Linked DNA regions of Mus musculus: regions 1, 2, 4, 5, 6 and 7 are each linked to region 3. The links are chromatin loops, found by intact Hi-C in ENCODE. Cell type or tissue: heart. All regions are shown on one strand.

Region 1 (4,000 bases), 110 kb before region 3:
GCCTTTTCTGTTTAACCCTGGCTATCCTGTAACTTGCTGTTTAGACTAGGCTGGCCTCAAATTCCTCTCCCTCCTGAGTACTGGGATTAAAGGCATGCGCCACCACTGCCCAGCCCACTTTTAGTTGTTTTTGTTTTATTTAATTTTGTATTTTAAGAGTCTGTATAAATGTCTATAAAACCCATTACTGTGTACAGAGAATGTATGCCAATTTTTAAAGGGGCTTCGAGAGGTTGCACAATGAGAAGAGTTCTTCCTGTGTAAGCATGAAGCAATGAATTCAGATCCTCAACCCCACCCACAAAAAGCACATAGTATCCAGAGCACTGGAAGGCAGAACCAGGTGGATAGTCAGCCTAACTAGAACAATGAGCCCTAGGTTCAGTGAGAGATCCTTTCTCAAAAGAATAAGGTAAAGTGCGATAGAATAGTATATTCATGTGTATATACATGTATACAGAACACACACACAGAATAAAACTGAGTTGGACATTAAAAACCACAACGTCTGGGATGTACCTCACTTGTTATTCCCCACTCTGTTAAGTCAATGGAGGCCATGTGGGGAATAACAGCAAGGAACTCCCACTCCTCCTCTTCAGGAAGTGGGAGGTGTCATGGGAAACCTAGTCATGGACCTCTCATTGCACACACTAGTAAGGAGGAAGTTTCCAATGTGGCTGTCAGTGGAGGCTAAATGGGAAATCTATACGTCTCTCCCTAAAGGGCAATACTAAAGTGATACCCCATCCCCTGCTTCCCTTACTAAAACTGTCAGAAAAAGCCAGCTAAAACTCAAGACTTAGATAAGAGCTCCCACTAAGAAACATCAGTAAGAAATGATATAAGAATGACAAATAAACATTACAAACATGTTAAACACCAGTAGACACATGTTAAAAACATGACACGGGCAGGCAAGCAGGATGGGATAGTTCAGCAGGTAAAAGTATTAGCTATGCAAGTCCAGGTTCAAGATCGGAAACCCAAGGTGGGAAAAGAGGACCTTTCAAAGGTTGTAAGGGTTAAATGCAACTAAGGTGAAGCACCTAGTATGGAAGCAGGCTAGAGTCCATGGAGGATTTTGTCATTCCATACTGTTTACTATGACTGCTGTAAATGATAAAACATTGTGTGGAGGACCTGATAAGAGTCCTCTTCCCAAGTAAGTGTTAGTTCCCTTCCGTCCTCTCCACTCAGGAACAATGGGGAATCGACATCAATGGTAACTGTGTTCCAGAGGTTGGCAGAAGATGGGCGGAAACTTGTATGGAAGAATGAGTGTATCTTGGCGTCCTTATCAGGTCCTCTGAGCTTTGATAGGGTCAGCTACCCTTGCCTTCCTCCAGCTCCTATTCAGGCTTTAGTGGATCAGAATAGGCTCCTGATAGGAAAAGCATGTCCTTCCGAATAGATTGGGGCCTGCATTGCTCTTGAAATTGAACATTCAACTTTCATCTTGGTTTGCTGAAAAGAAATGTCCCAGAAAGGTTCAGGCAAGCAGGGCTACATGTCTTCCTAGCTTTCGTTCTCTGAGTGGTCTCCTCTTTTTGGCCAACAGTATTGATTACTGTACCCAGCCATGTTTCACTGAGACCGCCAAGGTGGTCTTCAGATCCTAATTTGGATATTAAGGGGAGAGCTTGTCACTTAATGTCTAAAATGCAGTTTGAAATAATGTTTATTTTCAAACTGTGTCACTACAAACATCTGTGAGAAGAAGAAAAGAGTGTTGTGAAATTAAGTAGCATCAGGGCTCTAGAAATCTCCTGGCTTTGGGAATCAGCTACTCTAATAATTGGACATAATTCATGAACTTGTTCTACTACGGAAGAAAGTGCTCCCTCTTCGGGATTTATGGCAGTGCCCTACTCTCTGCAGACAGCAGAGGGCCTCATTAGCACAAACTCAATGTCACTGGCAAATACATGAAAAGGGAAGTTAGCCAAGGTTCTGAAAGCTCAGTAAAACTTTAACAGAACTTGGGCAAGAAAATTGACTGGTCAGCTCAATTCCGTTTAGGAAAAAAAAAAAAAAAAAAAAGGAGGGACAATGGGCTGTACAGAACGTTCTTATTGTTCCCCTCTTTGTGGCTGAAAATTCTTCTAAAGTCCCCAAAATGTTCTTACCTCAGCTAGTAATAGGAATCCTGGGTAGGGTCGCTAGGTTTGGAAAATAAAGATACAGAGCTTACCGATAACTACACTGAACATTATGCATTTTTAAATGTAATGTTCTTAAAGACAGGAAGAAAACGGAAGACTAACTAGGGACTATGTGGGCACCTCGGGTTCTCCTTTTGCTTCCTCTATCTTGTCTTGGGTGCTAGACAGGTTTTCAGATATGCCAACAGAAGAATGTCGAGTAGAATCCAGCTTCTCCAGGCAGAGGATCAGGAAAGAGGCGCCCTGGCAAAATAGAACACTTGCAACACAACTGCTTCACTGCAGCCAAGCAGAACAGAGAAAAATGGCCCCAACTTATCCAGGCCAGCATGGATGGAATGACAAACCAAGATTTCCACTCTGGTCAGGAAACGAGGATCTGTTCTTCCACCCGCACCATGTTTTAGACAAAGGCCTTGTATGGAGGTAGCTTTTAAGTAGCAAGGCCAGGTAACACCCATACCAACATTATCTTTGCTGTTTGTTTGGTTGTTTATTTTCTGAAATGCATTTAACACTGGACCTCCTGGTTTTGCTGGGTTCTCCTAATTTTGAGTAAATTCTGATCCCGAGCCTGAACTCTAGTGATCTGTCACCACTCCAAGCCCCGGTGAAGAAATGGAAAGAAGTTTCTCTGGAGGTAACACCAAGTAGGGAGTCCCTGGGTGCCTCCACCTTCATGGCTGCTTTTTCAAATGCTGTGCAGATGTGTGTTTTGCTCCCTCTTGCTCATCTACCCTAAAAATCAATGATGGGAAGAACAGCAACAAAAAAAGCAGCTCAACTTCTGTGTCTTCTCCAAGGAAGATTGCTGTGGTAAATGTCCCTAGCAGGGTTACTATGTGGAGCAAATGAGATAAAGCAGCAGTTATTAAAAGCCCCTTCATGCCCAGTGTTGCGCAATAAAGATTGTTTTTCTTCCTTCTTATTGTAGCCCCAGACTATCCTGGAACATTTTTTTTCAATTGAAAATTTATATGCTGTATTCTGATCACAATTTCCTCTCTCTCATCTCTGTCAAGATCTTCTTTCAGAACGTTTGATCAGCCTACCTTATCCTTCTGAGTGTGGGGTCTCAGATAATCACAGATTCAAGCCACACCACTGGGACACTGAGTCCTCTCTCTCCTTCCCTTCCCCCTCTCTCTCCCTCCCTCCCTCCCTCTACTCTCTCTCTCCCTCTCCCTCTCTCCTGTCTCCTTCCCCCCCACACACACACACAGTTCAGACTGGTTTTGAATTCACATTCATCCTGCTTTGGAGTCCTAAGCATTGAAAACAGAGGCGTGCATGACAGCCCATCTCACTTCCTTTTCTTGTTTGAACATCAAAGCTAATATTTGAACATCTTCACCCTGCCTGCAGCCCAGGGACAAAATGCCTCTGACCCTCTGACCCTTCAATGCCATTATTATTTTAACGATTAATCAATGCTCTTGTTGACAAAAAGATAAACCATGCTTACTGAAATCCAGGCAGTATGAGCTGGTATAGGGTGAAAAGGAAGTCTCTCTCTCCTGTCCCAGGCCTTAGTTCTCTACTTCCTCTCCGTCCAGGCAACCTCTATTGCCAATGTATTCTTCCAGAGACATCGTATGTGTGCATGTGCCTATATATAACTGTCTTTTCTCGCCCATGTGACCACTAGATTCCCTGTTCTGTACCTTCACATGCTATTTTTGGTTTCTAACGGCCTGGTTTTATTGGGATACTGACCAGCGGCTGATCCTAAGGGCTCTTATGGAAAAACAGGTCCTTTGAAACTTGTTGCTGCCGCTATTGGAAGGATGTTGTCAAGGATGTTGTTCATTGTATCCCACAGCATCCTCTCTGAG
Region 2 (4,000 bases), 64 kb after region 3:
ATCTGACCTTGTCCAAGAATACAGTATAATCCTGTTAACCAAATACAACACATCTCCACTGTTTTATTTCCCATTTTCCTGATGATTAGTCACATTAAATATCTTATTATCTGCTATTTTTCTATTTTTGAAAAATACCCATTTAAGTTCTCTGCCCCTTTTAAAACACATATTCTAGACAGTAAGTCCTTATCATGCATATATGGTTTTAAAACATTTTCTCCCATTCCCAATGTGTCGGTTGTGTACTCTGCTGTGTAGGTGTTGGTGCTATGTAGTCTCATTTGTTTGGTTTTGCTCTTGTTGTCTGTGCTTTGGATATGACACATTAACTTTTACATCTCTTGGTGCTGTACTTCCTTTTAGGTAATGTGGTTGGGTTTTTCCCTTCATTTCCACTCCAGTGTTCTCTAGCAGGTTTGTTTAACAGTGCTGTTGGCTGACTGCTATTGGTTCCCTGATAAGACACACCCATCTACCTTCATTTTTTTTTCTGGATTTGTTCCCAAGCACAGTAATGGGAGGCCCATGTGAGAGGGGCTGTTTCGGATTGCTTTATTCCTTCCTCATTTTGAGTGGAGCTAGAAAGAATATCCTCTGAGGTGGCTTCCTTCTCTCATCTACCTTTTAAGTGTGTGTGTGTGTGTGTGTGTGTGTGTGTGTGTGTGTGTGTTGGGGGGAGGTGGTAGTCTTTGAGCCAGTGATAGGTTAAAAGACAGGCTGTATCCAGACCAATGGGAGGCTCCTGGCTTCCAAATGGATCTTATTAGGGACATTGTATTCTGGATGGCTAGCATCTGCCTCATTGTCCTCTTGGCAGTGACCCTTTTGTATTGGTCAAGGATCTGAAGGTGCAAAAGAAACCTTACCCCATACACTTTTAGTGGCTTTAATCCACCTGAACAACTTGTGCCCAAGTCCAATAGAACATTGCCATTCTCCCTTTGTCAAAAGAAAAAGGGGTTGGGTTTCCTTCAATTGTCTGCCCTTCTCTGTCTCCTCCACTATTTTTGTTTTACTCTCTAGTTAACTTTGCATACAACAGCTTCACCAGTAGGACCTGTGAGGAGGATCCAGGCACACTCTTTTCATTGGCGAGTGCAACAGCCTTCTCCTTGCTCTCATCTGGGGGTTTGTGGATGTAGAAGGGAGGTAGGTGGGTGAAGAGTTTGGCCACAGTCTTCCTTCTGCGCTTCACACACACCACCCGGTCGTGGACGCGCAAACACACACACACACACACACACACACACACACACACACACACACACGCTCGTGCGCGCCTGCTCAGGCCCCTTCTCCCTGTGTCTTCCATCAAGATGACAGGGTGCTGGAGAAAAGGCTGCTGGAATCAGCTGGTAGGTACAGTAGTAATCTGAACCCCACCCACCCACTGCCTTTGCTTGCTCGGGTTTCTCTGGTCACTCCTGCCAGGGGAGAAAACATGTAAGCGCGCCTCCAGAGGAGGGGCACGGGGAGTTGGGAGTGGCGGGGGCGGCGGAAGGTGAGCCTAGGAAGGTGGCCCAGCGCCCCTTCTGCCCGGCCCCTCCCCGTGCTCCCGTAGGGTGTCAGCCTCGGCTCTGCTTGCCCCCACTCCACCCTCCTTTCGAAGGGATTGCCTTTTTTTTCCCTCTGCTGCGGCGGAAATGACAGTGTGGTGCTGCGGTGGTGTCATGGTGCTGCCTCTGGACCGAGAGGCGAAAACTCTTTAAGTTTAGCCCGGGAGACCTAGACGCGGGAACGTCGCGGTCTCCGTGCTGTCCCCCGTGGGGCGCGCGGGCTGGCGGATCCCGGCTGTTGCGCGGCGGCGGCGGCGGCCGCAGCGGCGAAGGCGGGCGGCGGCCTAGAGTGGTGGTGGCGGCGGCGGCGGCGGCAGCAGCGACAGCGGCCCGGGAGCTTGCACGGGAGCCCGAGCCAGCTTGCTGCGGAGGCCGGCGAGCGCCCGGCGCTCCCCGGCGCGCGTAGGAGATGGCTGGCACCCGGGAACAATATGGGTAAAACGCGTCCCCTCGCCGAGGCCCGGGGGGATGGTGGTGGTGGTGGGGTGGCTAGTGTCGCCGCCCGCGCCGGGCTTGGCCCTGGCTGGCTCCTGCTGCTCTTCAGGTGCCGCCGGGGCTGGAACTGGCCGAGGACACTTGGGCTTGGGGGGGGGGGCGGCAAGAGGGGGGAGACGGGGTCCTGGCGGCAATGGCAGGGCCCCGGTTGTCTGTCACACTGTTGTGACCCGAGCTCCTGCCGCTGCCCTCCTGGGAAGGAGTTTGCACTCCTAGATCCCAGGCTGGGGACCGGCCCGAGGCCTCCCGCTTGGCCAGGCCGAGCAGGGAGAAAGCAGTGGAGCGGCTCAGCTCTCGTGGCGCCTAGGCGCAAGTCTGGGAAAGGGCGCAGCCGCCTTCCCACGCTCCCGAAATCCACGGCGTCCTCGGCCCGGGCGGCGCCCCGAGGTCGGCGGTTGGCTCAGTGGTGCTGGCGCAGCAGCCTGAGATTCTGTGGACACCCTGCGAGCGGGAACCCCGGGAGAAACTTAATTCTCCCTCCCCTTTTCCTCCCTGCTGGGGAAACGATCTTCAGGTCTCTGTCTGGGTGGTTCTTTATTTCTGGCCTAGCTGTGAAAGCAGCCCCGTGGGGGGGGGGGGGGTGGAGAGGGAAAAACTTGAGTGTGTCCATAGGACACACTGCGACTGAAGCAGGGACAGGGGAGCCTTTTCCATTCCGGGCTCATAAAAATTACTGGAACATTACTGGTTATGAGCTGGCTTGGGTTGTTTCGCACTTCACGTGCAGCATAGTATTTATTTATTTAGGAGGCATTTCGATTTAGAGGAGGAAATTAGGATCCAGGGATTGTTGGACTCTTCACTTTCCCCACTCTTCCACACTCCTTAGGTACTGTCTCTATTCAAGCCCCCACATCTCCCACCAGAGTTCCTGCACTCTCAGCTTTTCTCTGTCAACCTGTGCAATGCGGCTTCTTGCTTTTCAATCACTTTGATTTTTTTTGAAGATTTTGGAGGGTGGGGCTGCTGAATGGCATTAGTTGTGTGTCTGTCTCTAAGGAGGAGTATTTATGAAGCAAGACATTGGAAACTGTAATAGTACACAACTATTGTGTGGGGATTAATTAATCTGATTCTCGAATTGGACCACAAGAGTTGACTTTAATCCCATTCCATTTCCTCTCTGAAATCGAATCAGATCTCTGACACTATTCCAATAGAAGATGGAGTTGCTAAATGGAGAGTTTACATTCTTGCTCACTTCTGCTTGGGGAGCTTTTGCTGTACCCTAGATTCCTATCCCAGCATCCCCACCTTTTTTTAACCTCCTCCTCTCTGCTCATCACTGCCCCAAGGGAGAATCAATCTTTGCTATTTTTATATATTCCTGCTCAATCAATTAGCTTAACACAGACTCATAATATGAATTAGATTTCTCGTGATTGTTCCTTACAAAACTCGTTTCATGTGGTTGAAACACAAGCCTGGAAGCCAAGAAGATCAGAGAGTTCATTCCAGATGTGACGTTGCATTGGCTTTAAGGCCTTTAGACATTTGTATGACCTCTCTTTCACAGTTGCTTCACTTGCATAAAAGGCATAATATTGTGTACTGGGTATTGTGAGTATTGGCTTGGTCCTTTGAAGATAAAAGGATTCTATAAACCTCAGCATTATACTCTTCAATGAAAGCACTTCATTTATCCTTTATTGGGTTACTGGATTGACTGGGTATAAATGGGAACACTAATTTACAGGAACCCTAATTTGCCATTATTAGTTCCCTTGAGATTCAAATTATCATTGTAATTTAGATCTTAAGTCAATTTGTTTCATGAATGTATATGCAACTGAATGGAAACATATATACAATTAGGCATAGAAAGTAATGGTGATGATTTTAAGTCGAGTCATAAATCATATTGATTACACTTTACCCTAACAATGTGAGTCAGACTCATTTGAATATTCAACCTCACCCATTTTTTTAGTCTACATGGGGGGAGT
Region 3 (4,000 bases):
GAGAGAGAGCCGCAGCGCGCGCGCCCTTCGGCGGCGGCAGCCCCGCTTCTCCCGGCTCGCGGGGTTCCGCGGCTCGAGCGGTGGCGGCGCCGGCGGCCGCGGCCGGTGGCCCAAGGGCGAGCGTGTGAGCTAGCCGCGAGCTCAGGAGTCCGCGCCGGGGCCGTGACAGCATGTAAATGAGCCCCGAGGGGCAGGCGGAGGACGCGCTGCCGCCGCCGCCGCCGCCGCCGCCGCCTCTGCCACTCGCCGCCGCCTCCCCGGCCGGAGCTTGAGGGGGCCCCCTGGCGCGCGGAGTTCTCCTCCCTCCGCTCCCCACACCGCCCGCCCGCCCGCCGGCCGCTCACTCGCACGCCCGTGCTCCTGAGGAGCCCGCCTCAAGCGGCTCCCCCGCGACGCGCGCCTCAGCAGCGCTGGGTGGCTTTGGCGCTCACCGCCTGAATGGCCGGGACGTCCAGCAGCGCGCGCCTCCCGCTGTCGTCTGGTGTCCCCCGCGGAGCCGCTCGCTCCTCTCCTGTCCGGCCCTGGCCGGCCGGCGGCAGTTATCTGTCCGCCCGTCTCCCCGCCCCCACCGCGCCTGAGACTCACGCAGCGCCCCCGCCCCCTCACCGCACGGGGTCTCGAGGGCTCTCCCGAGTGGGCCAAAGGTCGCCGCCGGGGCCGCTGCCGCCACCGCCACCGCTCGCTGAGGGGGGTGTCCCCCGGAGCGCCGGCGTTCGCGGCCCTGTCGAGAGCCACCGAGTCAGCGGGCGGCCGTCCGAGAGCGGCCCTTTAAACCGCCGCCCGCCCGCCCCGCCATGCAGCCCGGCTTTTCTTTTTTTTTTTTTTTCCTTTTTTTTCTTTTTCTTTTTGGGAAGCGCCAAGAGACCCAAGTGTCGAGGCCTCGGCGGTGGCTGTGGCGGCGGCGGCGCCACCCCCCAGAAAGTGCCAGAAAACACAAGCACCTGAGAAATGCCCCAACTCCAAACTCCCAAGAACCGAGTCCCCAGCGGCCCGAGCCCGCTCCTCCTCACTTGTCACCTCCGCCCCCTCCTCTTGAGCTCTGTTTCGCTCCCCACCCCGGGTCTCAGCCCCGAGTCCCCTTCGACGCCATCACTCCCGGTCCCCCGCTGTCCGCGCTGCGGGCTCCCCCGGGCCTTGCCTCTCCTCCCTCGCCGCGCGTCTCCCGCTCTTCCCGCTATTTTGGGCACCGGGCGTCTTTTTCTAAGTTTCTTCCCATGTTGGGCCGGGTCACTCCTTACTTTCCCCCACCTTGTCCCCTTCCCGTGTGTCGCCGCGCCCCTCCATTTCTGGCCGGCCCTCGCCTCCATTTCTCCGTTCGCGCCTTGACCCCCTCCCCTCTTATTTCCCTCCTTGATTTCTCTCCCCGCACCTCACCTTAGCGCCCCTCTTTCTCCTCACTCAGCTTGGCTGCTCTCTCCATGCGCCCCGACCCCAGAAAGCTGTCCCCTCGCGTCCCAAAGCCCCCTACCTGCCACTTCAGGTAAACCGGCTCCGTCGACCCCTCGAGAGACTTGCCCAGCAGCCCGCACGCACGCAGAGTGAGAAGGGGAGTGATGCGTCTGTCCCGTAATGGCGGCGGAGGGATCTGGGAGAATAAACCCGGGGCGGAGGTATAGTGAAAGGGCACATATAGGGGCCAGCCTGGTGCCCTGGGGTGATGCCCCTGCTGTCTGAGCTGCGGGGACGCGCAAGGTGACCATGTAAGACAGCTTTTTTAGAATGTCTCAGAACTTAGAACATGTCGAATGCGGAGCATTTGAGCAGTTTTTGAGTCTTGGACAAATGAAAACCCGTTCACAATATTCAGGGGGTTTTTATATAAAACCCAAATAAATTTCTATTTATTCCTACTCCTTTACAACCCCCCTCCGCCCCCTTCATTTGCTTCATTCAAGAACCCAGGGCATTTGAAATACAGCAGTATATGCTGCCATCTTCTGCCCAAAACCTGAACTATTTTCTGTTCCCGTGTAAGGTTCCGCCGCTCAGCGGGACACTACAGGTGCCTCCTGGTGGAAGAATCCACTGGGACTCCAAGCCGGGGCAAGAGTTGCTCAGTTTTAAGAAAGCTGAAGTTCCAGTTGCCTGAACCCTGATAAATGTGACTTAAATACGTTTGAAATTTCCTAGACTACTGTGGCAGAGCGCACCCCAAGATCCCAGCTACTCGCAAAGCGGAAGCAGGCTTGTTTGTGTCAGGCCAGGCTGAACTAAACAGTGAGATTGTCTCAAAAAACACAAGCCACATAAAACGAGCCTTCAAGCCACCCCTGAAATTAATTAGGAGCAAAGTGCAGCCAACTAATTCCTGTTTCCCACTCTTTGCAACTGTTACATGAGGCCCAAAATATGGGTAACTGGGGAAGGCAGTACTCTGTGCTATAGTGGCTAGAGACCCCAAATCGTGCTGTATCTCCAGTTCCTGAGAGGATCCCAAGGCCCAGGATGAAAGAGGATTGTGGCTATTGCGTAAAGCACTATACCCGAGTATATATACATCCCCATAGACTATGAAACTTCTATTTTTTTCTCTTAAAAGCCCATCACGTCATTTTTCTTGTATTTCCTTCTTCTTTTTTTTTAAATGTTCTTGGATAAAAGCCAGAGGAGGTAGTAGAATATAAAATTTCATCTGCATTGTGTAGATTTATAGCCTTCTGAATTGTTTTTTAATTACAGTGTTTATTATTTTCCTTCTTGTTTATAATTATTTTATGTTAACTCTTATAATAAAATATATTAGTTCCATAAATGTTTATTTGCGTTTTGGGAACAGCTAGACCTTTTGCTTCTATGTTTGCCTGAGCCCTCTTATCTTTGTGTAACCTTGGGATGAGGCCCTGGTGGAAGTATTTTCTTCTTGACATTTGGCACCATTAAATTCAAGATTTTTGTCCCCTTGACATTTCCCTGTTGTGTAGTCCTTGCTCTCAAGAAGTATTGTTAATAATTCGGGACAGATTTGCCCAACATATCAAGACTGATCAAGAGCAAATAAAGTTGGGACACAGAAAAATCTAAATAGTACAGAGATAGAGTTCAGAGAGCCGCCATTTCTGTGCATACAAGTCCAGCCTGTGTTGACAGACTGCATACCTCGTGAGGGAAGGCTGACTGGACAGGGCCTCCTGGGCTCTCCTCTGTGAAGCCTTGCTTTACTGTCATACACTGTAGTGGATGGAGAGATTCCAAGCAAATGGTCTTGCATAGATTCAGAATGCAGGGGCCTGGGGCACTAGCAGACAAAGATGGTGGCTTTTTGGGTGGGGCAAAAAAGAAACACATCTACTTCTTAGAGTAATTCAACAGCCATTTACTGTACACGTGTTCTGTGCCAGGTCCAGCGTTAATGGAAATTCAGAGAAAAATAAGATACACTCCAAAGCTGCTGCCACGAACTCCTAATCTAGCTGGGAAAAGAGACATACAGACAAACAACATACTCCACGTCAAGCTGAGCCTGAAACCCCAGGGTTTTGGGAGACTAAGGCAGGAGGATCACAGGTACATGAGTCATTCTCTCTGTCGTATGACTGCACAGGCATGTGTGTTAAGGGTTGAGGATAGAGTTCAATGGTGGAGTACGTGGCTAACATGAAAAAAGCTCTAGGTCCAATTGAGCACCTTTAAAAAGTCCAAGAAATAAAACCCAAGCTTACCACTACAAGTGGTAAGAGGTAGACACTTACTGATTTGTGGGCAGGCAAAAGTATGTGCTAGAGAAGGTGGAGGAGGCTTTACTTGGGAATGGAAGGACAGTCCACACATTCTCCTTGCTTGGATTACAGTATGGATACATCTTTTTTGAAGGCATTTTTATTAGATATTTTCTTCATTTACATTTCAAATGCTATCCCTAAAGCTCCCTATATCCTCCCCACCCCCACCCTCCACCCCCGACCTGCTTCCCAACTCACCCACTCCTGCTTCCTGGCCCTGGCATTCCCCTGCACTGGGCATATGAGCCTGGCAAACACAGAAGTGGATGCCCACAGTCAGC
Region 4 (4,000 bases), 120 kb after region 3:
AAGACTCTTCCTCCCCAGGAAAGCCATGACCCATGTTCCATCCATCTTCCTTGCCCTTCTTCTACCTAGTTTAGGTTCTTCCCTTTCCTATGCCCAGAGTACGCCAATCATACTTTCACCTCTGCACTTTTGTGTATTAATTTTTTTTCTCTCCACCAGACAAAACTCTAAGAGTAAGATATCCTGTAATTGTATTCATTCTTTTCTTGTGCAGTACACCCCTACAGCAACTTCCCATCATCCTTACTCCTCCAAGCTCCCCCTCCCCTGCCTTCTCCCCTAGATCCATTACTCCTACATTTATTTTCCTTCAGGAAAGAACAGGCCTCCCAGGGATACCAACTGTAAATACACAATAAGTTACAATAAGACTAGGCACAAACCCTCACATCAAGGCTGGATGAGACAACTCAGTAGGAGGAAAAGGATCCCAAATAAAAGCAAAAGAGCCAGAGACACCCCCATTCACATTGTCAGGAGTTCCCCCAAAACACCAAGCCAACAACCATAACATATGTGCAGAGGACCTAGCACAATTGCATGCAGGCTCTGCAATTACCATGTCAGTCTCTGTGAATACCCCACCCCCACCCCAACCCCCATGAGTCGCATTTATTAGTTCTCTGGGCCTTGCTCTCTTAGTGTCTTTGACCCTTCTGGCTACCACAATTCTGCCTCCCCATCTTCTGTGGGGGTCCCTGAGCTCTAGGGGGAGGGGCATGATGGAGACTTCCAACCTAGACACTCTGCCTAATGTTTGGCTGTGGGTCTCTGTAGCAGTTCCCATCAGTGGCTGGAGGTAGCCTCTTTTATGATGATTGGGCTAGACACTGATCTCTGAATATCATTATGAATGATTTCCTAATTTTTTTTTTGGCCATGTTCAGTTTTACCCTAGGTTTCTGGGCTACCAATCCTCCAGTTCCTGATCATCCAGGCATTGTCCAGCATGGGTTTCCTCTAATGGAATGGCCTTGAATTAGACCAGTCACTTGTTTGGCCACTCTTACAAGTTCTGCACTACTATTGCCCAGCACATCTTGTAGGCAGGACAGATTGTAGGTGGAAGGTTTTGTGGCTGGATTGGTGTCCCACCCCACCACTTGGAAGCCTCGCCTGGCTATAGAAGATGGCCAGTTCAAGCTTAGGCTCCATATCCCCCATTACTAGGAGTCTTCACTAGAGTCCCCTTCATAGATTCCAGGCAGTTTCCACTTCACTCGGTTTCTATGTCCCCCCCCCATATGCCCTCCAATTCCAGTCATCTGTCCCTATACTTTATCCCTCCATATCTCTTCCAATTTGATCCTTCCTCTTTCCATCCATACTATCCCCCAGTCCACCAGCAAAATCTATTCTGTTTCCCTGTCCCAGGGAGATCCATGCATTCCCCTATAAGCCTCCTTGTTACCTAAGCTCTTTGTGTCTGTGGGTCGCAATATAATTATCCTTTGCTTTATAGGCAATATCCACTTATAAATGAATATGTACCATGTTTGTGTTTCTGGGTTACCTCACTCGGGATGATTTTTTTTTTCTAGTTGCATCCATTTGCCTGCAAATTTCATGTCATTTTTTAAACTGCTGAGTAATATTCCATTGTGCAAATGTGGAGAAAGAATTTTTTTTTAACCAACTCCACATCTGATAGAAGGCCAATATCCAAAATATATAAAGAACTCAAGAAACTAGACATAAAAGGAACCCCAAACAATCTAATTTAAAAATGTGGTACACATCTAAACAGAGAATTCTCAATGGAGGAATCTCAAATGGCTGAGAAGCCCTTAAAGAAGTGTTCAACGTCCTTAGCCATCAGGGAAATGCAAACCAAAACTACTTTGAGATTCCATCTTAAACCTGTCAGAGAAGCTAACATAAATAACACAAGTGACATCTTGTTCTGGCGACGACGTAGAGCAAGGGAAACATTTCCTCATTGCTGGTGGGAGTGCAAACTTGTATAGCCACTATACAAGTGGGATTTGTATGGTTTACAAATGGGATTAATATGGTTGTTCTGTAGAAAATTGAGAATCTATCTCAAGACCCACCTCTACTACTTTTGGGCATCTAGCAAATGGATGCTCCCTTCTACTGTAAAGACGCTTGCTTAACTATGTTCATAGTGGCTTCATTCATAATTGCCAGAATCTGGAAACAATCTAGATGTCCCTCTACTGAAAACTAGATAAATAAAATGGGGTATATAAGCTTCTTTTGTTTTATACCCAGCACATGGCTTGGTACTAGCACTGTTAAGAAAACGATGATTAAGTAAACAGCTCCCCCTGGTGGCTAGGTTTTCGAAGTATAGTTTTTAATGCCCCAGAAGGGTGAACCAGTTACCCTGGTAAGGTAATTTTTTCTTTCAACAGTAAGAAAGGAAGTATTTTAAAATATGTGGTCTCCTAAAACCTATGTTGTTATTTAGACATTTCTCCGTTTTTTCATATTTCAGCAAACAATATTGAGATGACAAAACAGATCAAAGAAAACAATTTTGAGCCATCTTGTAAAAAGAAAATATAAGCGCTATTTGTCTCATGTAGTGAAAAAAATGTAACACGGCACAGTTCTCCTTCAGTATCCATGGAGGATTGGCTCAGATACCAAAATTCTCAGATGCTCAAGTCCCTGGCATAGCAGGATTTAGTATTTGCATATAATCTAACTATATCCTTGTATATACTTTAAATATTTGCAGATTACTTATAATAGCACAGTGTAGCGGCTATATAAATAGTTGTTGTACTAAATTGCTTGGGAATAAGACCAAATATCTGTACATATTCAATACGGATGCCAATTTGTTCAGATATTTCAATTATGAAGTTGATTAAATCCACAGGTACGGAACTTACAGATGTGAAAAGCTATCTGTATAGGCTTTGTTCATTATATCTTGACTTCAGAGTCAACACAGTCATTCTTATTCGTTGACTGATTCAACTGATACTTGTAGCTTTACCTACAGTATGTCAGGCACTAGGCTACATGTTGTGGATTCAGTTGTGAGCAAAACAATGGCCCCACCATTAAGGAGCTTGCATCCAAGTTAAGAGGCACAATTTTTTTGTTTGTTTTTGTTTTTTGAGACAGGGTTTCTCTGTGTAGCCCTGGCTGTCCTGGGCTCACTCTGTAGAGCAGGCTGGACTCAAACTCAGAAATCCACCTGCCTCTGCCTCCCAAGTGCTGGGATTAAAGGCGTGCACCACCACTGCCTGGCAAACATTTTTAAAACATATTCTTATTAAGAATTATGACTGGTATAAAAATAATGAAGGATGCAGAATGATATATGTGTGGAGGGAGAGGCATAGAACGAGAGACACAGAGGAAGAGATTGAGATTATATTGGATTCAACTATTTTACCAGACATTTGTAATTGTTAGAGTTTCAGAAAACTACAGAAATGTCTCCCTAGGCATGCCTAAAAGCTTATAGGAACTCTAGAGAGTTTCCTTTTTTGTTTGTTTACATTTTGACTTGGGAGGAGGCGTATATTTTGTCATGTATATGTATTCTCATGATCACTACTGGAATTAAGTCATTTTGTTATCTCCCCTTCAAAATCACATGTGCTACCTCCTTTTAAAAATTAGATTTAGGTATTTATTTCTACTTTATGTGTATGATGTTTTGCCTGCATTCATATCTGTGCACAGACTGCATGTCTGGTGCTCACAGAGACCAGAAGAGACTGTTGGAACCCCTAGACCCGACATTACAGATGGTTGTGAATCATTGGATGTGCATGGTGGAAACTAAACCTGCAAGAGCAGCCAGTGCTCTTAACCACTGAGTTGTTTGTTGAACCCCATGTGCTACCAATTTGTAGTATAGTCACATCTGTCTTCCTTATAGCCACTGGTCTGTTCATCATTATAATTTTGTCATTTCTGTAATGTTTTGTAAGTAGAATCATATAGTATTCAAAATAATTATGATTTTCTGTGTCACTTATAATGCCTCTGTGATCCATTCAGCTTGTATCAA
Region 5 (4,000 bases), 97 kb before region 3:
CATGACCATAAAAGCCAAAACAAGCCTTGAAAGTCTTCCTTGACTCCTCCAGGAGGATTTGTGGGCACTGGGGAATGGGGGTGGAAGTGGGGGTGGGGGTGGAGCCTGCAGACTATCTCATTATCTTCATCTGGATGCCTCAAGGGCAGCCATCTTATTTTGCTTATCTCTGTGTCTCACAGAGCCTAGTTCGTAACAGGTGCCCAATCAATGCTTGGAGAATAGCCCAGTAAGACTGAAGCAAGATGGTCTTGACACTATTAATAGACACTATTAATATGGCATTGTAACCAACAGGACACACGAACTAGATATGGCTATCTGTAAAGATAAGCACGAAATACGCTGTGTCTAGTTTCTTGTTTCCTAGCATAAACAATGTACCCCCTCTGTGACAGGTTCCTGAGTGGAAAGGGAGGTTTCTCAGAGCCAGCTGCTGCAGGCAGCTTTCTAGAGTCAAGTTTGGCCCTTAATGGGAACCCAACAGTACCACCAAGTTATGGAATGCAACTATATTGTACTGCAGTGTACTGGCTGCACGCGGGAGCAGACCAAAGTCTATATGTTCTTTGTTCTGTTTACACTAGCTTCACCAAACTGTTTCGCTCCCCGGTGGGAGAGGAGTTGTCCTAGGAAGGCCATCAGTACTAGGGTGGGCAGTAGAGAAATAAGGTCACATATTCAACCTCAGTTCCCCCTGGAACAGCTACTGAAATGGCTGCTGGGATCACCTTCATGAGTTTCGTCAGACATCAAGCAGAACTTACAGATAGATAGATATCCGTTCCCATTTCTTTACAGTTTGTTCTGCACCAGACCCTTCACTGATGTCCCCATGCTTGTCATTTAGTCCTCACAGCTGCTTAGGCTAGGTGCCTTGATTATCATTCTCATTTTACCAACGGAGAAACTGAGTCCTGACCAAATCATGTGGACTTGCCTGGCCATACACAAAAAGGGAAGCAGGATCCAGGGACTGGGGTGGGGATGGGGGGCGTGTCCTGATAGTTTAGCTAGAGTTCATGTGCCCCATGATTGCAGCACACTGTCTCCCATTGGAGAACCAACAACGACAGCAACCAGGTATGACACCATCTTCCAGGGGAGAGGATGTGACCAGAATACACACAGCAGAAACATGAATGGTGAAGCCCGGAAATACTCCCTGGCTGGTTGATTCTGGGGATCACTGGCAATGGAAAGTGAAAGGATAGGACAAAGGGAGGCGCTCTGTGTAGAAGTGCTGCCAGACAAATGAAGGTAAGGCCAAGTTTAAGTAGAAAACTGTGAAGACCAAGCCTCTAGGGGGGTTTCAGTGGCTCCGCCATTACATTCCTAGGGCTAAACCTGAAACAATTGAAATCAGACACTTGGACATAGACTCGTACACCAGCGCTTTTCACAACAGCCTCAGAGTGACAAAAAGGTCACCAATAATAGATGGAAGGGCAAACTGCACACAGTATTACCATGCAATGGCATATCACTCAGCCTTTAAAAGCAAGGAAGTTTTGACATATGAACAACATAAATGAGCCATGCAGACTATGCTATGTAAAATATGCCAGACACCAAAGGAAAACTACTGCATGAATCCAGTAATACATGATATCTAGAGTTGTCAAATCCGTAGAGACAGAGCATACAGTAGTAGTTACAGGGGCTGGGGAGGGCTATGGGAAAATATTCTTTAGAATACATACTTTTAGTTTTGTAAGATGCATCCTAATGATGGATGGTGGTAATGGTGGCATGACTGTGGGACTACACCTGAGGATGCTCAAGTCTTATAAATTTGGCATAGCATTTGCCTTTAAACCTATGCACATCACCTGGCCATGGTGGTGGTGCATATTCTTTTTGTTTATTTGTTTGTTTGTTTGTTTTGTTTTGTTTTTGAGACAGGGTTTCTCTGTGTAGCCCTGGCTGTCCTGGAACTCACTCTGTAGACCAGACTGGCTTCGAACTCAGAAATCCACCCGCCTCTGCCTCCCAAGTGCTGGGATCAAAGGCGTGCGCCACCACTGCTCGGCGTGGTGCATATTCTTAATCCCTGCTCTCAGGAAGCAGAGGCAAGATCTCTCTAATGCTTTGAATTCAAGGCCAGCCTGGTCTACATAGCAAATTCCAGGACAGCCATTAGATGACACCATTAGATGGCAAGAAACTTGTGACTTGGCTAAAAACGGCAATAAGCAGAAATTACCTGAAGAGGGCGCAAGAGAGCTCCGGAACCGTGAGCGCTCCCCCGCCCCCAACCTCTTCCTTACCCCACCCCCTCACTGTGTGCCCTGTGCCTGCAACTTAGTAAAGCTAGTCAGTTGAGCTAAAATTGTTGGGCGTGGCCAAGCTCCCAGGGAGTCCTGGGGAATCCCTGTAAAAAAGCAAATTTACTTCTAGCTTCTCTCTAGTGAGTGCTCTTCTCTCTGAGGCCTTGTATTCCCCCACTGAACACTGCAAAGAGGTTGGCCTGAAGGGAGGAGGAAGGCAGTCCAGAACTGAAGAAAAGGTCGTGTACTTGAGCAGCAGACACGTTCAAATCCTGATTCTACCATAGGAGGCAGAAGTCTACTTGGGAGGAGAATCGGGCCAGGGTTATTAAATACATAGGGATTTTGAGTGAATGGTCTTGGATTCTGTATTCCTCTATCTCTCTGTTTCCTTGTCTGCAAAATGGGGTTAATAACAGTTCCCGTCGGAGGAATTCAAAATTCCTGCTATCTCAAAATTGTTTTATAAGCTGGCCCATGACCCCAGCCCACAATCACAGTGGTCAGGAGGCCAGGCAGAAGGATTGCCAGGAGTTAGAATGGGCTACATAGCAAAATTCTACACAGCACAATTTGGAGTCACAAATCTAAAAGAAGGGCTATGGGTGTGACTCGGTTGGTAGTTTCCCTAGGATGCACAAAGTGCAGGGTTCAGTCCCTACACAATCTAAACTGGACATGGTGGTGTGAAGAAATAATCCCAGCACTTGGTAGGTAGAGGCAGGAGGATCAGAATTTCAAAGTCATTTTGAGCTACATAGTGAGTTCAAGGTCAGTATGGAATAGGTAAGACCTTATCTCAAGAGAAACAAAAACCAAACAAATCAAACACTAGAAGCTGCAAACGTAGCTCAGTTGGCCGAGTGTTTGCCTAGCATACAACACGTTCTGCATTCACTCTATAGCACCACATAAATTGGGTATGGGGGTGCGCGCCTGCAATCCCAGGACTTGGGAGGAGGATCAGGTCAGGGTTATTAAATACACAGGGGTTTTGTGGCTTAGTCCAGGCTCCATAAGACCCTGTTTCAAATAAGAAAAAAAAAATCTAAGGGCTGAGCAGATGGCTCAGCAGTTCAGCACGTTTGTTGCTCTTTCAGAGGACCCTGGTTCAATTCCCAGCACCTGCATGGTAGTTTACAACCAAAGATAACTCCAATTCTAGGGGATGTAAGGGCCCCTGCATCCTTAGGACCCTCTCCTAGCCTCCATGGGTAATAGGCATACACACAGTACATATACACTCATACAGGCACATCACCCACACGCATAAAATGAATGTCTTTTTTGAATCTAAGAATTGTGCAGTTTATAAAAGATAATGTGAAGTGCCAACCACAGTGTGAAATATGTTAGCTAGGAATGCCCCCATAAAGCGGCAAAATCGTCATAATGATTAAAAGCTCCAGTAGGTCATAACAGGGAAATAACTGTGGAAGCATGCAGGCCAGAAACCTAGCCGAGGAACGTGGAGAAACTGAAAACCGGCCCAGAAAGGGAAATCGTGTTTGGGAACTTGTGGGACAATGGCAGCCTGGCACCCTCGCCCTTGAGCCACACCCTGTATCTCAGGGAGTCGGAGTCGTGCAAGAAAGCAGGAGAAGGGAGGGAAAGAGCCAACACCTGGGAGCTTTTGGCACACTTGACCTTTGACTCAAGGAACACCTTGGGGGAGGGGGGAGGTGTGGCTCCACCTTTCAGCCTTAGGTGCCAGCTGTACAGTAACAAGG
Region 6 (4,000 bases), 56 kb before region 3:
AAAAGAAGGAGATGGAGAAATTGTGCAGCTGATAGACCGCCACCTCCATGGGGGTCTGATACATTTCGGTGTTCATGGTTCGGTTGCCGGGGAGCTGTGGCTGGTTTGAGTGGCTGCTGGCGCGCCGCTATAGGATAGGCTTTGGCGTTGCAGTCAGGCCCTGAAGCAAGGAGTAGGCTGCAGTGCAGACCCTGAGCCAGGCAGGCACTTCTAAGCTGGAGTTGAAGAGAAGTGACTCCAAGGGTGTCACCTAGTATGTCACAAACTCCACAGCAGCCAGTCCAACCCAGACTCAGAGATAATTTCGGCTCCTGCTTCTTTATATAGGAGGAGCCAGCTGCGTCACATGGCGTCAGGGGCCATGCAAATGAGTCCTGTACTGGGCTTTGTGGCCCAGTTAAACCACATCCCCTCCCTGAACCTTAGTCAGGGACTGTAAACAGTTCAGCACTTTCTTGTGCCAATTGGCATTTCCAAAGAGGACTTTGGAGGCTGGCAAAACCCAAACCGGAGCCGATTTCTAGAGAAAGAAGAAATGCTCTAACAGGAGGTAGAAAGCATTCAGCAGAGGGCGGTACTGCATTTAAAAGTTCTTCGGGTGCCAGTCGGCATGCTCTAACTGGCTCTGCAGTGCTCTCCAGTCACTCTGAATGCCTACTCCCACCATTCTTCACTTTCTCCAGCCAACTAACCCCTCAGTCAATCTCTTTCCTTGGAAACAGGCTTTCCATCTGCATATTCACGCACTGAGAAACGCAGCTGTCACCTCACCTAGCCGGATGCTTACCGAGCCTGGTCCAAATTTTAGAACCCACTCAGTTTATTTCTTCCTTGAAAAGTATAGTTATGGGAATAATGGGTGGTCTGCATGAGATATAGGATGGACACATAATAGGAGCAGTGGGTGGATGACAGAGGATATTGAAAGCTGACAGTTGACAATGGAGTGACAACAGATACCAGTCATTTTCTCTTTGTTCTCTCTATCCTACTCTGCCAAGAAAATACATTCAACACCATTACCTGAGAGCTCTTGTCCCTATTTATTTTTATCTCTTGTGTATGGGTCTTTTGCTGGTATGAATGACTGTACCACATGAGTGCCTTGTTGGATTCTCTGGAGTTACAGAAGGTTGTGAGCCAACCTCGCAACAATCGACCCAGTCCTCTGGAGAACAGCCAGTGCTCTTGCCGCTGAGCTACCTCTCCAGCCCTTCCTTCTCTCTTTTCCCTCTTTCCTCCCTTAATGTCTTTCTAGACAGGGTCTGTCTACATAGCTCAGGCTGGCCTCTAATCACAAGCCTTCTAAATACTGGGATTATAGGCTATAGCAACATGATTTCACTATTTTTTAAAAGCAAAATTTTGTTACTTTTTAAAATAAACAACAAGCTGAAAAGAAAACTACAATGCAAAGTGACATATCAACTGCCTCAGGAAAATCCTTTCCTGCGATAATGTAACCGTGTAAACAGGAGCCAGAAGAAAGCAAGATTTAGGATTTCCCCAGGAGTTCCCAAACTGAGAACCCTGAAGTATTAACACCAAGGGGACGTGCCTCCCAGGAATCTCAACGTGCTGATAACAGCTCCATCTACATGTTCAGACTTTCTAGTTTCCTTTCAACTTGTTTCATTATTCCTATAAAATATGAAATAATGAATGATCAGGGAATCCAAAGAGAACCTCCATCCCAAGGGGAAATTTTGCCAAAATATATTATGGCAAAATATTTTTGCCAAAATAAATCCATATACCATTTAAGAGTAGCGATGCTGTAAAGAAACAAGGTTACTGTTGTCTAATAAAAATTACACATTTGCATTAAAATATAGTTTCATTCTTTTGGCATAAAAAAGAAAGGAAGGAAGGAATGAAAAAGAAGGCGGCATCTAAGACTTAAAAGGTTCTTTCCTCCTGCTCCTTCCTAAGAAAGGCCACCTGGTGGACAAAATCTGAACGGCAAATGTAAGAAACAGCATGGGCAGAAAAAGGAATAAGTGATGCAATAACCAATACTGTTTACACCAACCAAACCAGAACTAGAGGAACATTAGGTTCCACCAACATATACAATAGTTTGCATGATGTTAAGGTAAGTACCCATAAATCAGTGCTCCACAAGTTATGGTCCAATGAAATATTCTAGTGCAATCACGTTATTGGAAAAGTACTGGGACCTCTTATCAGCAAAGGAGGTAATTATTTGCTTCAGGTTATTTCTCTTAAACAGGTACCTGGTACTGACATCCTGGCCAAGGCCCCAGCCAAGCCCAATCTTCAGGCCTTGACCTCTTCCTGGCTTTTAGTGCATTATAACTTAACAGTCACTGTTTTCAACTATGAAATAAGGCTCAACTAGCAGATTTTAATGGTAACATATTCAATTCTCACTACAGTTGCAGAGAGCTGAACAATAAACTCTCCAAGCAAACCTTTTGCATAAGCCCATTTCAGACCATTTTAGTCTGGAAATAATGCCAACCTCTGGACATTTTAAACTTCAGGCTCTTTGAACCTGGTATTTGCAACTAAGAGGTATCCAGCAAGCAGAACAAAGTAGAGATAGTATTTATAGGTCGTCGGGAGTGTTATCTGAAAGAGGAAAAAAAGTGATCTTGGAGTTTGAGGCCAGCCTGGTCTACACAGTTTCAGGACAGCCAGCCAGGGCTAGGCAGAAAAACAGGTCTGGAAAAAAAAATCCTACCAAACCAACCAAACCAACCACTTTTAAATTAGCTGATTAGCTGTTCTTAGAGTTCCCTGCTCTATTATCTGCCCTCTGCCACCTAGAGCTTTCTTGGTCTGAGAGAATCTCTGAGTTAATTTTTTTATTGTTTTGTTAAATTATTCTTAAACTACTGCTACTCACCTCAAAATTCCAAGGGAGATGGTGGGAAGGCAGCGGGAGAGGGATAAGACAGGTAGGCAGAGGCAAAATAACACCAGAAAAATGGTGTACAGGACAAAAGTAAAACAATCATTTTGGTGCAGATTCCCTCATTTGGAAACAGTGACAGAGAAATTCAGGTACTTTGAGGAAAAAAAGAGAAAGGAGGAAATAGGGGTTGCCCACGAGGTTGCATTGAATAATAATTAATTAATTGCTCACTAATTAATTATACTTCAATTAAAAAAAACCAAGCTGAGTTTGCAACTCACTGACTGTAATAGTTTCCATCAATGACATACTAACTATGGGTTGACATTGTGATGGATGTACCACAAACCCTGCATTACAGGCACTGTCACTACCATTTACAAATGAAGAAATTGAGGGTTTGGCTCCCCTGTCCAAGATAGTGAATTACATTTCAGCCCAAATATACTGACCTAGAAACTAAGTTTATTTTCTACTATACCAGCTATTGGATAATTGTGAATCAAAAAGAGGGTTTACTGAAAAAGGAGAAGTCACAAAGTTAGAGGGATGAATTGGAGGTGTCAAATACAGGTAAGGAGGAAGACAGGGTGAAGAGAAAATGCCTCTAGGATGCTAGCAAACATTGGTGGTATACAAGAGGTTCTAAGGCCAACTTTAAGTTTTAGGCATAGTCACCTTTTTTGACATTTAGGGATGGTGAAAATATTAAAAAATATTCAAACTGTCCCAAAGAACTTTAGAAAAGAACGAATATATATAGTTCCAGAGCACAGGCTATTCTAAATAAAGTGTGTAGTCTTGTAATAACAATTACAATTTAATCAAACCTCTAAGTTTGGGCCCCCACTTACTGGCATCCTCAATTAAATCTACCCATTTTTTCTTATTCTTTCTGTACCCAGCCTTTAAAATGTGGTAAAAAAAGAAGCTTTGCTGGGCATTGTGGCACATGCTTTTAATCTCAAGAGGCAGGAGCAGAGGCAGGAATGTTTCTGTGAGTGCAAGGCCAGCCTGATGTACAAAGTCAGAGCTACACAGTAAACCTTTGTCAAAGGAGAAGGAAGGAAGGGAGGGAGGGAGGGAAGGAAGGAAGGAGCAAGCTTATACCAGGAAGTT
Region 7 (4,000 bases), 120 kb before region 3:
TATAAAACCATGTATAAACTCGATTTTTCACTACACAAGTATACCTATGATATTTATAAACTAGGCACTGGTAAGAGCAATTACAGCTCCACTAATAAAATTGCCCAGATCTCTATTGTGCCTTGGGACCATCAGGTGAAGTAAGAGACAGCTGATGTAATAATAGGCTGTTAGCATATATAGTGTGCCTGTCTTGGAAAAAAGGATCCTTATATCTTAGGCAGGATTATGCAATAGCATTATGTCTCAATGCAACACAATTTAAAAGGTTACATTTTCTATCTATGTGCACATGGGTGTGTGAGATACCATGTACCTGTGGAGGTCAGAGAACAACTTGAAAATTGTCTTTCTACCACGTAGGGCTCAGGAATCTAACTCAAGCCAGGCTCCTCAGCAAGTGCCTATATCCACCAGCCACATCTGTTTTGGGGAGTCCCTCATATGTTTGAGGCAAGGTCTCACTATAGCCCTGGCTGGCCAGGAACAGGCTAGTTATAAACTGGGAGAGAGATCTGCCCCTTCGAGTGCTGGGATTAAGTGTGTGTGTGTGTGTGTGTCCGTGTGTGTGTGTGTGTGTGTGTGTGTGTGTGTATGTTCCCATATCCTGTACAGCTCCCTACAGCGAATCTATAGTCTTATTTTGTTTCTAACGATGCTTTGCTGATGAATGTATTCTACCATGTGAGTCCTGGGAATCAAGGTCATGCATTGAGACTGAGCCATCCGGCCAGCCTCTTAGGGTTTTGGAAACAGGGTCTGTAGTCCAGATCAGCCTAGAACACACCAGTGTCTCAGGTTTGCCTTAATTTGTGTGGCAATGCTGCTCCCGCCTCCTCAGTACTAGGTTACAGGCATGAGCCACTACCCTAGTTTGGCAGTGGATTCTTAACTAGTTATTTAGCAGGAGGCAGCACCCCAGTGGTGCAGTTAATGGGAAACTCCCTGTGATCTGAGAGACCTTACCTGGTTCTGTTTTACGCTCTCCTCACCTTTATCCCCAGAGATCTGAGAACAGGTACCCAAAGCCAGTGCTTCTGTAAGATAAGGCCGGGGGCTCCTAGTCCCAAGTACTCTTTCCAGATCTCGAAGTGTTCTGCTGGAGACAAGGGTGAGAGTGCGTACCTAGTCTAGAGAGGCTGAGACAGGAAAGCTGCCATGAATTTGAGCCATCTTTTCTATCTCAGAAAATAAAAATAAAAAAAAATAAAATAAAACGGTGTTCCCTACTAAAAGTGTTAGAGTCAGTTAGTAGCATGACTCTTAAACTGAGGATTATTTCGAAATACCAAGAATTGAGTTTTGGAAAGGCACTATCTTTATTGGCCTGCCTTCCTACCCCTCCCTGGTAAGGAAGTGGTCTGCAGAATCCAGTGATAGGTACTCCCTGCTGCACGCACAGTATTAGCAAGGCTGAAGAAGGTAGCTTCACACTCAGGCCCAGTGCTCAGGATAGAGACCATTGGGAGACAGTGCTTTGTGCGAAGAGCCCATTACTTGAGGGGAAGTGGACTCGTAGTCTGTGTCTCCATATTTACCGAAGCCTCAGTTGATTGGCCTCCTAAAGTCAACCCCTGGCTTTTTCCTCTGCTTTTGTAAAGGACCACCACCACCCCGGGGTTTTTGCAACCCATGCATATTAGGACCTCAAGTTTGGATACAAGAGGGTCATGCATCTTTGGAGTCCTCTTGAGGGCATCATCTGTGGTAAGAAAGTCACCTTAGTCATCTATGTGCTGACCTTTTGTAACTGCAAATGGGAGAAGAAACAGACAACACAGCAACAGGCAGGCACACACTTTAAATTACTTCCTGTCACACTTCCAAGCCAAGAATTGATAGTCTTGTATCTATCTATTAGTACTTTGCTGTTTTCTCCCAATTGCTTCTTGCAACCTGGTACCACAAAATAGACATCGGCTCCAGGATACTGCTGCCCTGTAACGAGAGGCTACTGTTGAGACATCGGGGAGTTAATGACATGGATTACAGCTAATGATTTCCTCTTTAAAATTTTTTGAAGGTTTTTTTATTTTTAAAGAGACATTATATAGCCGACTGGCCTCCACATCCTAACTCCCTTTTGTGTTTGTTTTCTTTTTTTTGTTTTGTTTTGTTTGTTTGCTTTTTTTTTTTTCCGAGACAGGGTTTCTCTGTAGCCCTGGCTGTCCTGCCTGGCTTGTAACTCCCAGAGATCTGCCTGCCTCAGCTTCCTGAGTACTGTGATTAAGGGCACGTGGCACCACCCAGGGCTTAAGATGTTTGTTATTTATGTGTACCTGTGTGAGCACGTGGGTTTGCACACTTACAGGCAGATACCCATGGCTGCCACAAGGGGGCATCAGATCCCCTGGAGTTGGAATTACAGGTTACCCAGAGCAGCAAGAATCTGAATGGCTGAGATGTCTATTCATCCCTCCCTCCCTCCCTCCGGGTCTTTTTCTTTTGGGGGGGGGGTCGAGACAGGGTTTTTCTGTGTAGCCCTGGCTGTCCTGGAACTCACTCTGTAAACCAGCCTGGCCTTGAACTCAGAAACCCGCCTGTCTCTGCCTCCCAAGTGCTGCAATTAAAGGTGTGTGCCACCACGCCCGACTTGCATGATGCCCAATGGAATCATGTTAAGATATGTCTATCTTTTCATAGTTTTTTTTCATTATTATAAATTCTTTCTCTTTGCTTTTCTTGGGGTGGGGGCATCTTTTTTGAGGCAGGATCTCAAATACTGGCAATTCTTTCTCTGGTTCCAGCATGCTTGGATTACAGTTATGTACCACCATGCCTGGCTTAATTTTTTTCTTTTTAAAAGTTATTTTTTAAAGCCAGCTGTGGTAGCCCAGACCTTTAATGCAAGCACTCAGGGGGCAGATATGTGCAGATTTCTTGAGTTAGTCTGGTCTAAATAAGTTCTAATACTTTTAAAGCTACATAGTGAGACCCTGTCCCAAAAACAAAATGAAATTTTTAAATGATCTTGTAGGGCTAACAAGATAGCTAACTCACCAGGTAGAAGTATCTCTTCCCAAGCTGTTTCGTGCTCATAAATTGTCCTCTGGCTGTGGCATATGGGCCATAGCATATGCCCTGCCACACAAAATAAATAAAAATTTAATTTAATTTTAAATATAATTTTGTATATATTTGAATTTTACAGTATAAGAATACAAACATATCCATTATCTCATAGACACTTTGTGACAAGAACAACTGCACTCTGCTTATTTAAAACTTCTAGGCTGGGGATACAGTTAAGTTGGTACAGTACTTACCTAGCCTGCATAAGGCCCTGGGGGGGGGGCGGGGAAATCACCTATAATCCTAACAGTTTGGAGGTAAAGGCAGGAAACGGTCAAGATCATCATTTACAACACTGAAGAAATGTGCTGACCAGTGGTAGTGTACACCTTTAGTCCCAGCATTTGGGAGTTAGTAGAGGCAGGCAGATCTCTTGAGTACGAAACGAGCTTAGTCTATGGGAGTTCCAGGACAGCCAGGGCTACAAAGCCAAGCCAAACAACAGAAACTGCTGCTGCTATGGGGCTGGCTTGGAACTCAGTATGTAGAACAGGCTGGCCTTGAACTTAAAGAAATGTGCCTAAAACATCTTTAGTGGTTGAGCTAGAGTTAGCAATGTGTTATTTACCAGTAATTGGAGTTCATCATCAAACACTGCATTGCCCTCTGTGTAGAGGCTGTCCTGGAATGTGACTGATATACCATGGGTCACAATATTCATGAAAACTGGATCCTTCCTCCCCTAGCAGTTATAAAATACCAGCCACTCCTATGCTAATAGGATTTCAGGGCCACCCATCCCGACACACACACTATGCTGAGATTTTGTCTGAGCTTGTGCGGCATCTATGCATAGTGTCACAAGCACTGAGTTCCTATGTGCATCTGCCTGCTGGGTCTGTAAGCACTGTTTCCTTGAAGTCACCCACCACTGGTGTCTGGGACTCTTTCTTGCCCCCTCTTCTGTGAAGATGCAGAGGCTTTGGGG

Evidence for each region. Peaks named below come from ENCODE experiments on the same cell type or tissue, not always from the same donor. Only the 100,000 strongest peaks of a DNase experiment are listed, where the experiment ranks them.
Region 1: it touches region 3 in a loop (7-fold over the local background); 32 of 42 quality-filtered maps call a loop at or near these places.
Region 2: it touches region 3 in a loop (2.1-fold over the local background); 2 of 42 quality-filtered maps call a loop at or near these places.
Region 4: it touches region 3 in a loop (12-fold over the local background); 10 of 42 quality-filtered maps call a loop at or near these places.
Region 5: a loop joins it to region 3, with 6 times the contacts of the local background. A loop is called at or near these places in 30 of 42 quality-filtered maps.
Region 6: it touches region 3 in a loop (9-fold over the local background); 17 of 42 quality-filtered maps call a loop at or near these places.
Region 7: it touches region 3 in a loop (9-fold over the local background); 8 of 42 quality-filtered maps call a loop at or near these places.

What each region holds. Positions count from the first base shown.
Region 1 is chrX:140,490,137-140,494,136 of GRCm38, forward strand. No RefSeq gene overlaps it. Among named protein-coding and RNA genes, the nearest start is that of Prps1, 36 kb to the left of the region's middle. In heart, a CTCF peak has its summit at 1,875 (motif pointing right); a DNase peak (open chromatin) is centred at 1,885; H3K27me3 peaks cover 233 bases.
Region 2 is chrX:140,663,285-140,667,284 of GRCm38, forward strand. It overlaps Mid2 (midline 2), which reads left to right and starts at 1,672. Exons shown (of 10, transcript NM_001358366.1): 1 at 1,672-1,994. The coding sequence starts at 1,991. In heart, no CTCF peak of the experiment used is centred here; DNase peaks (open chromatin) are centred at 1,557 and 1,867; H3K4me3 peaks cover 2,891 bases; H3K27ac peaks cover 2,222 bases; H3K27me3 peaks cover 1,940 bases.
Region 3 is chrX:140,598,969-140,602,968 of GRCm38, forward strand. Tsc22d3 (TSC22 domain family, member 3) reads right to left here and starts at 1,554. Exons shown (of 4, transcript NM_001077364.1): 1 at 1,469-1,554. In heart, CTCF peaks have their summits at 391 and 1,975 (motif pointing left); DNase peaks (open chromatin) are centred at 163, 1,093, 1,313 and 1,953; H3K4me3 peaks cover 1,945 bases; H3K27ac peaks cover 1,206 bases; H3K27me3 peaks cover 2,163 bases.
Region 4 is chrX:140,720,314-140,724,313 of GRCm38, forward strand. All of the region lies in intron 3 of Mid2 (midline 2), which reads left to right. Among named protein-coding and RNA genes, the nearest start is that of Gm23199, 43 kb to the left of the region's middle. In heart, a CTCF peak has its summit at 2,298 (motif pointing left); no DNase peak of the experiment used is centred here.
Region 5 is chrX:140,501,847-140,505,846 of GRCm38, forward strand. No RefSeq gene overlaps it. Among named protein-coding and RNA genes, the nearest start is that of Gm39538, 31 kb to the right of the region's middle. In heart, a CTCF peak has its summit at 2,196 (motif pointing right); a DNase peak (open chromatin) is centred at 2,295.
Region 6 is chrX:140,542,892-140,546,891 of GRCm38, forward strand. All of the region lies in intron 2 of Tsc22d3 (TSC22 domain family, member 3), which reads right to left. Among named protein-coding and RNA genes, the nearest start is that of Gm39538, 10 kb to the left of the region's middle. In heart, CTCF peaks have their summits at 558 (motif pointing right) and 1,948 (motif pointing left); a DNase peak (open chromatin) is centred at 310; H3K4me3 peaks cover 845 bases; H3K27ac peaks cover 906 bases.
Region 7 is chrX:140,477,059-140,481,058 of GRCm38, forward strand. No RefSeq gene overlaps it. Among named protein-coding and RNA genes, the nearest start is that of Prps1, 22 kb to the left of the region's middle. In heart, a CTCF peak has its summit at 2,329 (motif pointing right); a DNase peak (open chromatin) is centred at 2,313.